Regions from separate parts of the Mus musculus genome. Here region 1 is linked to region 2. Evidence: chromatin loops called from intact Hi-C (ENCODE). Cell type or tissue: left cerebral cortex. All regions are shown on one strand. Each heading gives the region's core, and the rest is flanking DNA. Links, peaks and the distances in the headings are about the cores only.

What was found. Hi-C counts contacts between places; a loop is a spot of excess contacts. Peaks named below come from ENCODE experiments on the same cell type or tissue, not always from the same donor. Only the 100,000 strongest peaks of a DNase experiment are listed, where the experiment ranks them.
Region 1: a loop joins it to region 2, with 1.9 times the contacts of the local background. A loop is called at or near these places in 1 of 42 quality-filtered maps.

The regions. Positions count from the first base shown.
Region 1 is chr11:86,890,719-86,898,635 of GRCm38, forward strand. No RefSeq gene overlaps it. Among named protein-coding and RNA genes, the nearest start is that of Gm33742, 26 kb to the left of the region's middle. In left cerebral cortex, for the core only: a CTCF peak has its summit at 3,647; DNase peaks (open chromatin) are centred at 2,506, 2,681 and 3,657; H3K4me3 peaks cover 552 bases; H3K27ac peaks cover 639 bases.
Region 2 is chr11:86,935,095-86,943,011 of GRCm38, forward strand. Ypel2 (yippee like 2) reads right to left here. Exons shown (of 5, transcript NM_001005341.3): 5 at 1,331-5,594. The coding sequence ends at 5,505. Among named protein-coding and RNA genes, the nearest start is that of Gm51915, 44 kb to the right of the region's middle. In left cerebral cortex, for the core only: no CTCF peak of the experiment used is centred there; a DNase peak (open chromatin) is centred at 4,635.

The DNA.
Region 1 (7,917 bases), core at 1,458-6,457, 45 kb before region 2:
CAGTTATAGATTAACAGTTAAAGATCAAGGCTGAATAGCACTGGGACAGGGGCCGAACAGGATATCGGTGGTCAAGCACCTGGGCCCCGGCTCAGGGCCAAGAACAGATGGTTCTCAGATAAAGCGGAACCAGCAACAGACACAGAAGCCCCGATAGACGTCAGTGTTAGCAGAACTAGCTTCACTGATTTAGAAAAATAGAGGTGCACAATGCTCTGGTCACTCCTTGAACCTGTGTGTCTGCCAATGTTCTGACCAGATATGTGCCCATTGCTGAACCTTCATTAGACTCTTTCCTTGTACCCCTCCCCTACCCATTTCTTGAAAATAGACATTGTTTAGATCTAAAAAGTCCCACCTCAGTTTCCCCAAATGACCGGGAAGTACCCCAAACCTTATTCGAACTAACCAACCAGCTCGCTTCTCGCTTCTGTAACCACGCTTTTTGCTCCCCAGCCCTAGCCCTATAAAAAGGGTAAAAACTCCACACTCGGCGCGCCAGTCCTCCGATAGACTGAGTCGCCCGGGTACCCGTGTTCCCAATAAAGCCTCTTGCTGTTTACATCCGAATCGTGGACTCGCTGATCCTTGGGAGGGTCTCCTCAGATTGATTGACTGCCCACCTGGGGGGTCTTTCAACACTCCACCATGATTAGTTTGTAGCTATGTTTTCATGGTCACAAGACAATCGCTGAACTATTTAGGTGTTAGGTGCATGTCCTAATCAAAATAGAAAAAGACACGGCCAAGAGGTCAAGCTTATTGGGAAACTCTTTCCAGGGCCACCAGCAGATGCTTTGCCCATGTCTTCTATGCAAAACTGGTATGCTTGGTCTTTTACCTGCAGAAAGGTCTCTCAAAAATAAGATGGCTATAAGGATCTCTTAGTAACCAGGCTCTTCCTGAAGATGCCCAAGTATCTTCCATGATGCTTTTAAAAAAGTAACGTCTGAAAGGCCTGGAGAGATGGCTCAGCAGTTACGAACACCTACTGCTCTTACAGATGGACCTGAGTTCAGTTCTCAGGGTCAACCTTAGTCAGCTCATAACTGCCTGTAACTCTTGTTTCCAAGGATCCAATGCCCTCTTCTGGCCTTCATGGGTACCTACATGCATTGGTGCCCATACATGCACACACACACACACACACACACACACACACACACACACACACACAATGAAGAAATAAATCTTTTTTAAATGGGAAAGAAAAAAATATAGCAACAGGTTTAATTTAAAAAATAAAATGAAATTAAAACTAAAAAGAAAAAAAGTGCTACTCTATTCGAGACAGGGTTTCTCTGTAGCCCTAGCTGTCCTGGAACTCACTTTGTAGACCAGGCTAGCCTCAAAATCCGCTGAACTCAGAAATCTGCCTGCCTCTGCCTCCCGAGTGATGAGATTAAAGGCGTGAACCACCATACCTGGCACTATTTGACTCTCTTAAGATTATATTTTTGAAGGCCGAGTAGCAAGTCCAGGGGACTTCAGGAACAAACACGTGTGCTAAGGTCCTCTTGTCTCTCAGTGGCTGTCTCTAATCCCATCAGAACAGAGCAGTGGGTTACTCCTTCCTCAGTGACGCTCCCATCTGCCACAATTCTTCCTCTCTTATCCTTAATAAACCCTAACACATATGCATTTGCTCTGCTAGAGAGAGTGGGGGGGTAGGAATCACTCTTTTAAAATAACGCAGTCTTGGTCAAAGAGTCAATATTCAGTGGAAATAGTTCCCTTTGTGAAAATTATCTTAAACCAAGTTCATATTCAGACAGCCTGGACAGACTAGCCTAGGCAGCTAGGGCAGACTCGTGCCACCGCTGGGGATTTTAGTGACTTCAGTCAGCTAGTGTTAAGTCTCTTGAACTAGACAATGGCAGCCCACAGGAGGTTGTAGCACCAGGTGTGGGGCTTCACACCATTAACCCCAGCATGCAGGAGGAGGCAGAGGCAGGTGGATCTCTGAGTTTGAAGCCAGCCTGGTCTACAAAGCAAGTTCTAGGACAGCCAAGGCTACCCATAGGGAAAAAGACAGACAGACAGACAAGTAGGTTGCATTAGTCAGCAAGTTCTCTAACACAGAATTATGTCCCCAAACTTCTTTTTACTTCTTATTTTGAGACAAGGTGTCACTAAGCTGCCCAGGAAGGCCTCAAACCTGACATCCTCCTGCCTCAGCCTCCTGAAGAGCTGGGGTTACAGGTCTATATTGCTGGGTCTAGCCAATAACTGCTTCTGAGGTTAGTGGATGAATACATTCAATGTTTTTTTTTTTTTTTTTTTTTTTTTAAGCAGCGTGTGACATATTAACAAAGTAGCTCTCTGTAGACATCTAGGTCTGACCATCCCAGCTAATAAGTCTGAGCCAAGGCACTTCACACATTCGTCCCCGTTATCTAGCATTTGCTTGCCTGAGACCACATGCCTTGAAAGGGTCTTGTTAGTGTGTCACGATTCCAGAACACAAATAGCCCTTGATCCAAGTTTGTGGAGTCGGCCTTGGAGCTAAATATGCCTCACTGACATGTTTTATTTGGCCCACAGAATGCTGCCTCTTTTTTTTTTCCTTTCTTTCTTTTTAAGCTACATTAGCTGCCAACACTTCAAAAGAAAGAGACTTCACGGAAGAACCCAGACTCCCAGCTCTTTAGAAACTGAAAGATCTGGTAATGCAGGTGCGCGGTGTCGTTAAACTCATAACCACCCATGGCTCCGCAGCTGTTGCCTCCTTAGCTGAGCCGTGTGTCCTCCTCCACCACAGCATCCACCGCTCCTTCCATCCTGATCCTTTCTGTTCCCAGGCAGGTATCCTGTATGCCTAGCCTTTCCGTAGCCATTTGTACTTAAGATCCTGTACTGTGGTGGGGTGTCATGTGCTACCGAGGCCCCTAACCTCCAGCACTAGCTGGTAACGCTACTGTGTCTCATCTCCCTGCTTGAAAACAGATGTGCACACAGGTATGGTGGCACATTCCTGTAATCTCAGCAGCTGGGCACCGAGGCAGGAGAATCTCTGTGACTTCCAGGCCAGCCTGGTTTACATAGTGGAGTTCTAGAGCTACATAGTGAGGCCCTGTCTTGGAGGAGGAGGAGGAGGAGGAGGAGGAGGAGGAGGAGGAGGAGGAGGAGGAGGAGGAGGAGGAGTCAAGGCACAAAGGCTTGATTGCGCTGCGTGAGACCCTGTCTCAAATAAACAAATCATTATTTAAAAGGATAAAACTGGAAAGGCTGGCAGAGCTATCTGACTGGCACCTGCTCTTTCCTTTTTCTAACAAGCCTCCCTTCCCATCAGCTCCATCCGCCCACCTCATTGCCAGGCTGTTATTTCCCTTAAACCTAGGGTACCTTCTTCCCAGCTCCCCCCGCTTCCTTCCTCTCTCAGTAAACAAGCACGTTGGTCCCCCTCTGCCTTCAGAGTTTTACCGTTAATCACGGCGGGGGAACAGACAGGAAATAACAACCGGGACGTGGCGAAGTTTAAGACGACTTGCCAGTCTTAGTCACAGCCCTGGTGCCCTGAAATGAGCGCACCTGGAAGAGCGCTCCTCCCTTTGCGAGCCTCTCAAAGCAGGTAGGATGGGCAGAGAGGGGCTGTACAGTGCCGCCGAGAACAGCGGGAGAAGCCCTGCCTTGACTGGGAGCAGCCGTTAGGTGGCAGCACAGGGCACGTCTTTCCAGGTCTTTCCACAACGGATGGGCCAAAGTGAGGCACCGAATTTTCTAGGAAGGGATAACCTAGAACCATATCAGGGCAGGCATTTGGGCTGAGACCAGCGAAAAGTGAGTCAGCCAAGACTCCCCGTGACACCGTGCTGTCTGGCAGCCAGCTGGGGCACGCGGGTGTCTGCTTCCTCTGGTAGAAGATTCTACGGCAGACCTTAGGCCCAATAGAATATTTTCACCCTGACATCTAGATTTTAACTTTTATTTTAATGTTTTTTTCCCTCTCTCTAGTTTTGTTTTTTGTTTCTTTGAGATAGCATCTCATGTAGCCCAGGCTGGCCTCAGACTCCCTCTGTGATCAGGAATGACCTTAAATGACGGATCTCATTGCTTCTGCCTCCAAGGGCTGAGCTTAAATGAATGCCACACGACACCTCGATCTTAAAGGCAAGCCATCCGAAGCCCAGACATTGGCCTGCCCTCCTGTTGGTTCTGTGCTGGGAACCCATTCCAGTGTGGGTATGGCTTCACTAGTGCCAGCCGAGTATATGTCTGTCCTCTGGTTTCAAAGTATTAATGGACGTCTACTTGGTATAACTAAAGTACTATTAACTTGAGCCAGGCATGGTGACATAGGTCTGGAATCATCCCTAGGGAGGTGGAGGTAGGAGGTTAGAAGTTCAAAGCCAGCCTCATCTACATAGTTGGCTATGCAGCAAATTCAAGGTCAGCTTGGGCTACATGATAGCCTGTCTCTGGGGTAGGGAGTTGGGGGACTAATTTGATTTTTCCTAGTTTCTAGTGTGAAACTAGGGGGAGAATCTTTGCACGTGGTAGAGTGGGCTTATGGGACACGGGTAAAGAAAAACAAGCTTTCTTTCTGCCTCCAGCTACCTATCCACTTGGGAGAAACGTGAGAGCCTATAGTCCAGATAGCGGGAGTCTGCAGCCTCAGCGCTCCATGCTGAATGGAATGCAAGCCTTTTTAGGGAACTAGCTGGTACAATCGTGCCTCTTATCAAGAGTGGCCTAGCATTACAGGGCCGGGCCATGCACACCCAAAATAACTCACCAGTCCTCTCAAATGACATTAGTAAAACCAAATGTATTCCTAGAATTTAAACACAGGCTCAAACAACTGCCCCCGTAACAAAACCGTGTTCTCAGACTTCAACTAATTTAGGGGACAGGTCAGTGATCAAAGCAAAGAAAGGCCTTATTATAAGGTAGCATTGGCTTGAAGGCTCTGGCCTCAGAAGGGAAATTTCCCTAGAAAACAACTCCTGATTCAAAGCTTACTGGTTAAAAAAAAAAAAAAAAAAAAAAAAAAAGAAGCAAGTCCAGGACTCCCAGCAGGCGGAGTCTGCGACTCTGAAACTATGAAGTCCCAGAAGCAGCTTCAGCTCTCCCTCAATGGACACTTGAAACCACACGGTGCAGGCATGCCTCAGAAAAAGGCAGCCTTTATGCTGAGCAGACCTCCTTGGAGCCTCAGCATGGTGGTACACACTTGTAATCCCAGCACTAGGGAGGCTAAGGCAGAAGGGAGTTTGAGGACCAGCCTGGGCTACATAGAGACTTTCAAGCAAACCTAGGCTATAAGCAAGAATCTATCTCCAAAAAGTGAATACTAAGGTTCATACTAAGGCAGGGCACTGGATATCACAAGATCTTATGAGGTGCAGGCAGACAGGAGGATCGGGACTTCCTTGCCTATATAGCTAGCTAAAGGACAAGCTGGGATACATGTGACCCATTCTGAGTCTACCCAGGAGAAAAGACCACCAATAACAGAACATCACACTTCCTTTGCTAAAACAGTTCTTAGCTCAAGGAGTACAGATTCTAGAACACACACCAAACATGTGGGAAATGGCAATTAAGACATGCCACATTGGGAAAAGAATAAACACACAAAACAAAACAAAATAAAAAAGAAATACCGCATCAGACATCAGGGCCAGTGAACCAGTGAACTGGCTCGACAAGTTGTCCTCAGACTTCCACAGGGACATACTCCACACTCGCATGCGCACACACACACACACAAACAAATGTATGGTTTTGAGACAGGGTCTGGCTGTGGAGCTCTAGCTGGCCTGGAACTCACTATGTAGACTAGGCTGGCCCGTCAAACTCACAAAAAATCTTCCTGCATCTGTCTCCAGTGTGCTGGGACTAAAGGAATTAATTAAAGCATTAAAAGGTCATGCACCATCATGACCTGAAGGGTAATTTTTTAAATAATAAAAAATGAAAGAAAGAAAAGAATATTCATCATTGAAGCCAGATGTGGTGACTCTTATACTCCCGTGTCTGAGGCAATTGTTACAACTATGAGTTTAGCGCATGGGCTGCACAGTGAGACTTGTCTTTAAAAATAAAACAGAGAGATACACACACACACACACACACACACACACACACACACACACACACACACACACGGGGGGGGGTGCCCTACTGGATGTATACAAACAAAAAGATAGTAAACCAGGCCTGGTGTCTTCAGCCTGTAATCCCAGATGCTCAAGAGACTGAGTCGAGGAGATCTTAAGTTCAAGAGTTGCCTGTGCTAAATGCAAGCTCATTTAGCCTGGGCAACTCAGCAAGACCCTGTCTCAGCACAGAATGCTTAGATAAAGAGAACAATGCTAGGGTGGGTGGCTGGGGGAATCATTCCAGAATCAATTTCCTGCCTGCTCAATGTCCTGTAGCCATTCAAGATGCTAACACGCTGGAGGGCAGCTTGAAGAATACATAAGCCTCCCCCATCTGTTGCTTTTTCTCCTCTTTCTCATGGAGTTCAGGGTATGGCTTCCCTCTTGTTCATTCATGAGACCTCAGTTTCCATTTCCAGGATTTAAAAAAAAAAAGAAGAAGAAGAAAAAGAAAAAGAAAAAGAAAAGAAACAAGAATGCAAGAATGATCCCAGCTACGGGAGCTCTAGAATAAGCCCATAGCTCGTGCTAAGGGGCATGGAACACACAGGCGGGGAAGGGCGTTCATTCCAAGTGGACGGAGTGGACTTGTCTGGGAGGTGGCAAGCTGTAAATTCCAGGCAATTGCCTACAAATGTGCTAATATTTCATGCTTGTTCCCAGGCTTTCCTGAACCCTTTCTGTCACCTGCTGCCTACTCGTAAACCTGCCCATGGAGCCAAAGCTCCTGGCTAGACACCGGATCTCCTGGAGAGTCATCAAATGTGCACACCCACGTGCAGACTCCTGTGTCTTTAGCTTCATGCAGGCAGGACCTGGCCCCTTCCCACCCTGTATACTTGGCTGTTTTGCAGTTCTTTTATGATTTCTTTTGGGAACGTGGTAAATGGAAACTCCTTCTGTATGCATTTTTCCAAATTGATGGAGACTCTCGAAGAGAAGGTGCAAATCTCTGCAAAAGCTTTTAATCAGATCCCATTAATGCTCAGCCCAGAAGCCATCATCACTGAGAACCAGGTCTAAGTGTGAGAATGGGTACGTGGGTCTTCTTTCCCTATCTTTGGTCTAGATTTTTTTCCTCCCAAATTGAAAGCAATTTCATGAAAGGTTTTAGCGCCTGCTTCCCAAAAAGAGCTGGTGTGATTGTTACCTTCTCTTCACAAGGGGATCTGACAATGTGTGTGTGTCTGTGTGTGTGTGTGTGTGTGTGTGTGTAAGTTCTTCCCACCCCCACCCCCACATGTAGTGCAGTCCATGTGTGCAGACATGCGCGTGTGGCGGCCAGGCATTGATGTTACACGGATAGATGTCTTCCTCAAACATTCTCTACCTTATTTTCCAAGGCAGGGTCTCTTGCTGAACTAGGAGCTCGATGATTCGCTTAGACTGGCCAGCAAGCCGCAGCAAGCCTCGGGGATTCTCCTCTCCTGCCTCTGCCTCCCAGCTCTGTGATTACAAGCACCGGGTTTCATATAGGCATTGGGAGAGCCTAACTCAGGGGCTCAAACTTGCACAGCACGCACTTTACCGACTGAGCTCTCCCCAGCCCCCCCCCCGCCCCCCTTGGGCTTTAGAATGGGTCACACATAAGCTCAACTGCAGCTCCCTTTGCATGAGCCCTGCCCTTCTGCAAAATGGATCAAACCAGGGTGGGGCGAGCTTGGAGACTGCTGGGCCCTGTCTGCCCTGGGCTTTGGGGTTACATATGTTTCTGCCCAGCAACACTGGCAGGGAGGAGGGCCTCACTGGCCCAGGGCAGCCAACTGTGCATCTTTGTCAGAGCCTATCAGGAAACTGCCTGTCACCAGCTTCC
Region 2 (7,917 bases), core at 1,657-6,656:
GTGCCCAAAGTTCTGCAAGCAAAGCCAGGAGTCACAGGCCAGGCAGAGGCCCAGGCAGGAGTCACAGGTCAGGCAGAGACCCAGGCACTCCCCCTCTCTCCTTCCAGCCTCAGCCCCTGCATGGCTGCCGTAGGCAGCAAGAGATCAGAATGAGGTTCTGGCTGCCTGGCCTAGGACTGGCTGGCTGCTGCACATATTTTTTTTCTCATCTCTGTTCACAGAAGGCAAACAAGAGTGAGATGGTAATAGAAAAGTCTACTGAAGCAAAACAGGTCACAGGAAGGAGATAATGTGCCCAATGACAAGAAAAAAAAGACAACCACAGCTGGGCCCAGACGATAGGTGACAAGTCTCAGGAAGAAAGCAGGAGGGATTTGGGGGAATCTGTTTGTGTGTTTAAAAACAGGATTTCTCTATATAACACTATCTGTCCTGGAACTCTTTATAGACTAGGCAGGCCTTAAACTCAAGAGATCTGCCTACCTCTGCTTCCTGAGTGCTGGGACTAAAGGTGTGTGCCATCGTGCCCAGCCCTCTGAAGAAGTTTAAAATGCAGAGCATGTGCTGGGGATCTAGGTCAGCAGAGTCCCTGCCTCGCCTGGCCCACACTAAGGATTCTAGAATAATGTATATTCTTTTATTTGTTTGTTTCAATACAGGGTTTCTCTGTATAGCCCTGGCTGTTCAGGAACTCATTTTGTAGACCAGGCTGGCCTCGAACTCAGAAATATGCCTACCTCTGACTCCCGAGTGCTGGGATTAAAGGCGTGTGCCACCATGCCCAGCTTTTTAATGTATATTCTTAAAAAGGCACCAGTACATATAAGTGCATATTACTGTACTTAAGTGATTGATTATTCAAGACTGTATGCTTGTAAAATATAAACAGCTGGATTATTATAGTGATAGACTTGTTAGTGCTTGTATTCTCCATTTAGTACTTGAACAAGATTTGATTTTTCTTCATGTATCATAACATGTATTTATCGCCCAATGTCAGCACGCCTCCTTCCTAATGCAATTTTATATCCAAAGACAATGATGTCATCAGAAAAGCTTTAGACTCTTAGAAGATGGGTCATGGCAGAGATAACTGGGTAGAGGTCATTTTGGGCTTCTGCTAGCTAAAGGCCAGGAGAAATGTGCAGATGATCAGGAGACCTGAGATTCGTTCATTAACTGGCTTTGTGTCCTTAAGAGAAATATCCTTTATGGTATCATCTAACAGGTCTGTGCCCCGGGCTAGACAGATGGCCTTGAGCAGGCTTCCCAATAATATAAACGAAGACACACACACAGCATCAAAAGAAAACAGACATTCTCCCAAGAGTTAGTATTTGAAAACTTTATTTTCTCAAATGAGCACCAACACAGATCAGCAATGACAGAAATAACGCACTTCTTACTAATACTGAATCATTATGTACAAATACCGGAAGGAGGTGAAGACAAATTATTCAAAAACAATTGCCTTTGTTACTGAAGCAAAGTGACCTGGGGAAAAAATTCCCACCCAAGAAAGGAACAAAAAAAGAAGAAAAAAGTAACAACAAAAGCAATTCCAAACCCAACAAATACAGTTTGTAAACACAGACAGACAGACAGACAGACAAATCCATGGTACACAGTCTTTGCAGGCTGGGAAAAGGAAGTTGACTCCTGTTCTCACCAAACCACTGTAAGACGCTGGACAGATCTAACTCCAGGAGGACAACGCCTTTCGGGTACATTTCATGACTGTATAGTAATTTTATTAATCAACCACAATTTCAAAGACAATCTTTCCCAGTCATAGGACTAGTATTTCCATTGAGGCAGATTTTTTAATATAAAAGTGTGTTCAAGATTTGATTTGCCAGCCTCTGCCTGAACCCCAAGCAATCTGACTTTAAAAAAAAAAAAGCTATTACTATCCTTTTAAACCTGAACTTGTTAACTTCTAATATGACACGGCTTCTAGAACAGCCAGAGCCCCGGGATGTGAGCGCGGCTGAGCTGCTCCCGTCTCAGAAGCGCAGACTTCACGCTGGCTCTCTTCACAGATTTGCTTCACTGGCTGTAGAAGCTGAACACACAGAAGAGGAACTGGCCGCGGCTCCACCCTCAGGGAAAGAAAATCTTGCTTTGGGCTCTTGGTCCACTCACACATGAAAACCAGAGGGAAAACTCTGTGCCTAAGGTGTAAACTGTAGTTCATAGTGTCCTCAGTAGGAAAGGAAACAGAAAAATGAAACACACACACACTCTCTCTCTGTCTATTCCAATTTCTTGGAAGTTCTCCCAACTACAGTAATTACTCTGAAGTTGTTACTACTAAGCTTGTTTCTTTTCTAGCCAATACTGGGCAAGAAAGTATCAATTCACAACCTGGTAATTTACTAGTCTGTTCTGCTGGGTAAAAATGCAAACAGAAAACTGCAAAAATGTTTTAAAGCCTCAATCCATTTTATAGTTACAGATCCTTAAAGGAAAAAAAAAAGTGTCTTGTTGATTATCCTTTCCCTTAAAATATAACACAGAGGAAGCTATAGAATTGAAAATAAAAGTGCTCTCAGGGGGGTCTGAGAATACAGCACCAAATATATTATTTAAAAAAATTAAATATTATTTACAAAAGTATATTTCACAAGCGACTGTATAGATATATATGTATATACTTGGAAATCTCCACTATAAAGGGGACACCTCTTTTGTACACATTGATCCACCAGCTGAGATCTTTACTTTATCTACATGATCTGTCATAGGAGCTGGGGTGGTCGGTACTCAGCCAGGTCCCGCTGCGAGCATGCAAGCATCAAGCTTGGCTATACTTGACTCATGTTGATTTACTCATCAGCAGCCTGGGGGGAGATGCGGAGGTGGGGCGGGGGTGGGTGGATGGATTCCAGGGTGACAATAGCCCCATCATCCACAGTGGCACAGGGCAGGTGGAGCGAGAGCTGGTCAGCTAGACTTCAAAGTGAAGGTAGCTGGCGGCTGAGGTACCCTCAGGCCTTCCCTTTCTCCTCTTCTGTCCTTGCCCACCCCTGCCCAAGGTCACCCAAAGGACTTCCCTTTCCCTGAACCTATGTGGAGTGAAGGGGTGAGGTCTTTGGTTATGCTGAGTCAATCATTTGGTGAGGAAAAAAAAAAAAACTGACCAGAGAGGCCTTGGGTGCAGGAGCCTCTGCCGCCCGCTGGGCTGAGGACTCGCTAATACTGCTAAGTGTTAGGTAGACAAGCTGTGAGTGGAGCTAAGAATGGTCATAAGAAGCACTTTTGGTTTCACCGTCACAAAGGGAAGCCTGATGAGTTTTGGTCCCACCCCCAAACTTGTAGTTCAAGGACCCTGCCCCTTTCTCCACCCAGGGCACCATAGATCCAGTTTCTGCAAGTCACCAACTTTAGTTTTTAAGAAACTACCTAGGTTTGATCCCCACCCCCTAGTTAAAAAAAAAAAAAAAAAAAAGGACTTGTAGTGTGTATGTAGCTAGGTATTCCCTGAGCAAAGGGTCTAATCAAATCTTTAATGAAGGCCACATCTTCGAACAGGATAAAGAGGGGACAATGGATGACGCTTGGAGCTGGCAAGTCTTAGGAATGTGAAACTGGAGAAATGTGTGTCACTGACCACTTGAGCCTGGGAGTCACGGGTAGTTTTTCTGGCCCTCAGTGGGCCTTGCTGTGCAGTGGGGTGGGGGTGGGGGTGGGGCAGAGCTAGTCTTCCAGGGCCCAGGACAAGCAGACTTGAGGAACAAAATTCTGTTTCTAGGAATCCTTTTGTGTCCCAGAAGACAGGCAGTCTACTGAGCTGGCTGACTTCCTATTGCCCTGGCAAGTCTCAATTTGTCCATTTCCAGATCAGGACAAAGCCGTGTCCACCACGGCTTTCTCCCTGATGGAATTTGGTTCTGCTGGGGATGTGGACTGGAAAATGTTCCTGGAGGGATGCTTTAGCATTGGTTAGCCAGGCAACAGGCTCTTATCTCCATGAGCTCACTCTTGCTCCTTCTCTTCTTGGGCTTTTTTTTTTCAGAGGTGAATTTTCCTGTAGGACCAGCCTAGCTAGAGAACAAGATTCTGAGAAGTACCTAATATGCCCATATTTTAACATTATCTTCTGCCTAAGAAATAAACGAAATGGATTCAAACAGGATTTCAAATCCACATAATAGCTGGATTGATGCAACACAGCCTTCACAGTGTTGATTACACACAATAAATTCTTTTTCATTTTAAGAGATTTACAGGGATTATTTTTTCTTTCCTCCCCAACCCTAACTCAAGGAAGCTTGGGTGCGTGCGGTGGGTGAAGGAGTAATATTGAATCTGTAATCCCTCCCTACTGCTGGACCACACTGTTAAAAGATGTCTATCCACATAGGAGAGTCAGGGCTAAGAATGGAGGTGTAATCTTGGATCTTTGTTTCCAGGTTATGGTGATAAAATTGGAGGGGGGAAAAAAAACCCAAAACTCAGAAACGTTGTGCACAAAGAATTGCTGGTCCCATGGAAGCTACTGATCATCGGATGAGGAAAGATGTGCTAAGCCTTCACTGGCTCCAATCTGAACTCTTCCTCCCAGAACCTTGCCTCTGCATTTTTACATTTCCTGCTTGCTATCAGGAGTTCCCGGTCCACAGCAACGCCTCCAGCTCCTGGCTCTCCTCCATTACCGATTTTTACTGTGCTTTGGGCTAAATGGGACACACACATCTTGTATCTTTTCCTGCAACCTAAATCAGTTAAGAAGACCAAGAAGGTGATTGCCCAGGAGGGGGCGGGGGGGAAAGAGGGCAGAATCACTAAAACCCACTGAGCTTTACCCCCCCCCACACACACACACACTCCCCACCCCCCATTCTCTTTAGCAGGACCTTCTCCAGTCCAGGTCCAGAATGCTAGGGTCCTGCCCTGTCAGCTAGAATCAAGGATGCTTCTTGTGCTAATCCGCTGTCCTGGCACATCTGATGCTAGGGCAGGAGTGTATCATCAGAGAGAACAAAAGCCACGAGGTATTTTTTTTTCTCTTTGTCCTTTTGAAGGAGTCAATTATTTCAAGCCTAAGTTAGCAGGTCTCCAAGAACAGTACAGTTATATTGCACCCTCTTGCCCCTTCCCCAATCCTAGGACTCCCAGGTTCCCCTGTTCTGTTGCTCATGCTCACATGCCGATGTTCTGACAGCCATCAGGCAGCTCTCATGTGGGCAGGGCCACCCCCCCTCAAGTAGGGCTGCCACCATGCAGCCAAGGGTCCGTTCCAGCTCGTAACTGTTTTCAGCCAACACTAGAACAGAGAAGCCAAGATCAACTCACAAACAGATACAAAGCAAAGAGACAGAGAGACAGTGATTTAGAGGCCAGTCACCAAAAATGATGGTGTCAGGGTGGGAGGATGACCCCTGATGGCAAGGCCCCTAAGTTGATGGAACCGAGTGTGTTCAGTCACTCTCTCACGCTTGGGTAGAATGTTCAGTTGGGTGGCATTCACATGGATGCTGGACCGGATGGATGCTATCAGGTCAGTCCCAGCCATTGTCCTTGATCATGTGTGCTAATTCAATGATGTATTTGCCTTCTTTATATTTCTGACTGCTTTCAAAAGCATGTTCCTATAAAACAGAGGAAGAGAAAAAAAAGACACAGAGTGACCAAAGGCACAGATGACTTCTGAGACACAGAAGCAGCGATGTGGCTGACGACAGGCGCCTGGACAGCCATCAGGTGCCCCAAACACTCCAGCACGCAAGTGTCCTGAGTTCCTGCTGTTAGCAGCACAACCGAGGGACATCTGGGATTCCTCAGTATCATGACAGAATTTATTTGGATCATTCCTCTTTTAAACTTTTGCTCAAACGTCACCATCTCAGGAAGCTCTTTCCCAGCTACTCAGCCTGGGATCCCAATCTCACCTGCGGCAGGCACCTCACTGCCCTCTCTTCCCCACGCCTTCCCTTAGCTCTATTCTCAGTACACCTTCCTCTCCAATACCCACAAATGCCCATATGTAGTCACTTCTTTCTGCTGCCTGTAACACAATAAAAACTTTAAGCAGAGATGTTCTTGCTTTGCAAACTTCTGCATTCCTGGAAGACTGAAAGTCAGATAACAGGCCTTCAGGAAACAGATGAAAGGCAGCTGCTGATCTTGGAAGCCAGTTTGGGAGCATTGCAGTAGACAACCTTGGTTTTATGTGAAGTTTCTTGGCTTCTTAATTAAAAAAAAAAAAAAAAAAGCCCTGACAAGGTGGTACACACCTTTGATCCCAGCACTCCGGAGGCAGAGGCAGAGGCAGAGGCGTCTGTGTGAGCTCCAGGGAAGCTATGGCTAGCTACATAGTGATCCCTGTCTTAAGCTGACATTCATTTGCACACATACATGTATGTGAGCTCTTGAGGGAACTGGGATCTCTGAAGCTTACTAGGAGTCTGCCTTACAGACATTTGTTTCTAGAAGTCTGGTTATCATCTTAAGATGCACCTGTTAGCTGGCGGTGGTGGCGCATGCCTTTAATCCCAGCACTTGGGAGGCAGAGGCAGGAGGATTTCTGAGTTCGAGGCCAGCCTGGTCTACAAAGTGAGTTCCAGGACAACCAGGGCTACACAGAGAAACCCTGTCTCGGAAAAACAACAAAAACAACAACAACAACAAAAAGCTGCACCTGTTATACATAAGTAGGATAGCAAGTACCTCCAGACTATAAGGCCAATCAGGTCTTACTTTCTGTTCTCCCTGTTTCCACCTCAGGTGAATCAAGTGCTTTTCTTTCACTACTGTGCTCCAGGGTACTAGACACTGCATGAACCCCCGAGCTGCAGAACCTCCTCCCACCCCACCCTCTCCACCTCCCTGGCAGGTTGCTTCCACCACCATCCCGCCCCCGTGGAGCCTCTCAGCGAGCCCTACAGAAGGCCTTTCTTCCCAATATAGGACAAAGGACTATCTCACATGCAGAGTGAGGAAGCACACGAGCATTTATACATTATCCCAGAACACCTCTCCCGGAAGTCACGTGGGTAATGACAGAGGCACAAGCAGTAGATAAGGGGCTCTTCTGGCAGAGCCTCTGAGATCAGTAAGAAACCAAATCCTACTGTTCCAAAATAATAATGATACAAACTACAGCTTTTTTTTTTCTGTTTGTTTTCAAGACAGAGACTCTTGCGTCTCTGGTGGTCCTGGAATGCAGAGGTCGGCCTACCTCTGCCTCCCAAGTACTAGGATTAGAGGCCTGTGCTACCACTGCTCAGCGGGCATTACTAGTGAACTACCACCTCTATTCAGAACTTTCTATTTCTTGTGTTTTAGAACAAGAGTTCAGACTTTAAGTTGTCTTGTTGAGTGAAGAATCAATCTACAAAGTGAGGAAGAGGGGAGCTAGGAGACCAGAGAATGTGCAAACACTCGGTACTATGGATTCAGCAGCTATGGATTCAGCAGATTTTCCTGTGCACTCTGTCTGTCTGTCTGTCTGTCTGTCTGTGCTATAATTTGAGAATAAGACCTGTTGTGCCTGTGTTTAGGGCAGAAATGAAGAAGAGTAAGAATACTAGGGTGAGTTTTCCTCCGGTATCAAGGGGCATTCCTATAATCCCAGCACTGGGAAACAGGCAGGAGGAAGGAGTACAGCCTGGGCTACATAGTGAGTTCCCAGCATCCTGTGATACGAGGTTTTCTTATTAAATAGAAGAAATGCAAAGTGGATCACCTGCCCACCGGCATCCGTGATGGTGGCTCTGAACTCCAGCAGGAAGTCAATAATCTGGGTCAGTCTCTGGAACCGCTCACTTAACTAACCGATTAGCTACTCAGTGTCTCAACCTATGGGTCACAACCTCTTGGGCAAACCTCAGTCTTCAAAAATATTGGCATCATCATTCATACCGGTAGCAAAATTACAGTTATAAAGTAGCAACAGAAACAACTTTGTGGTTG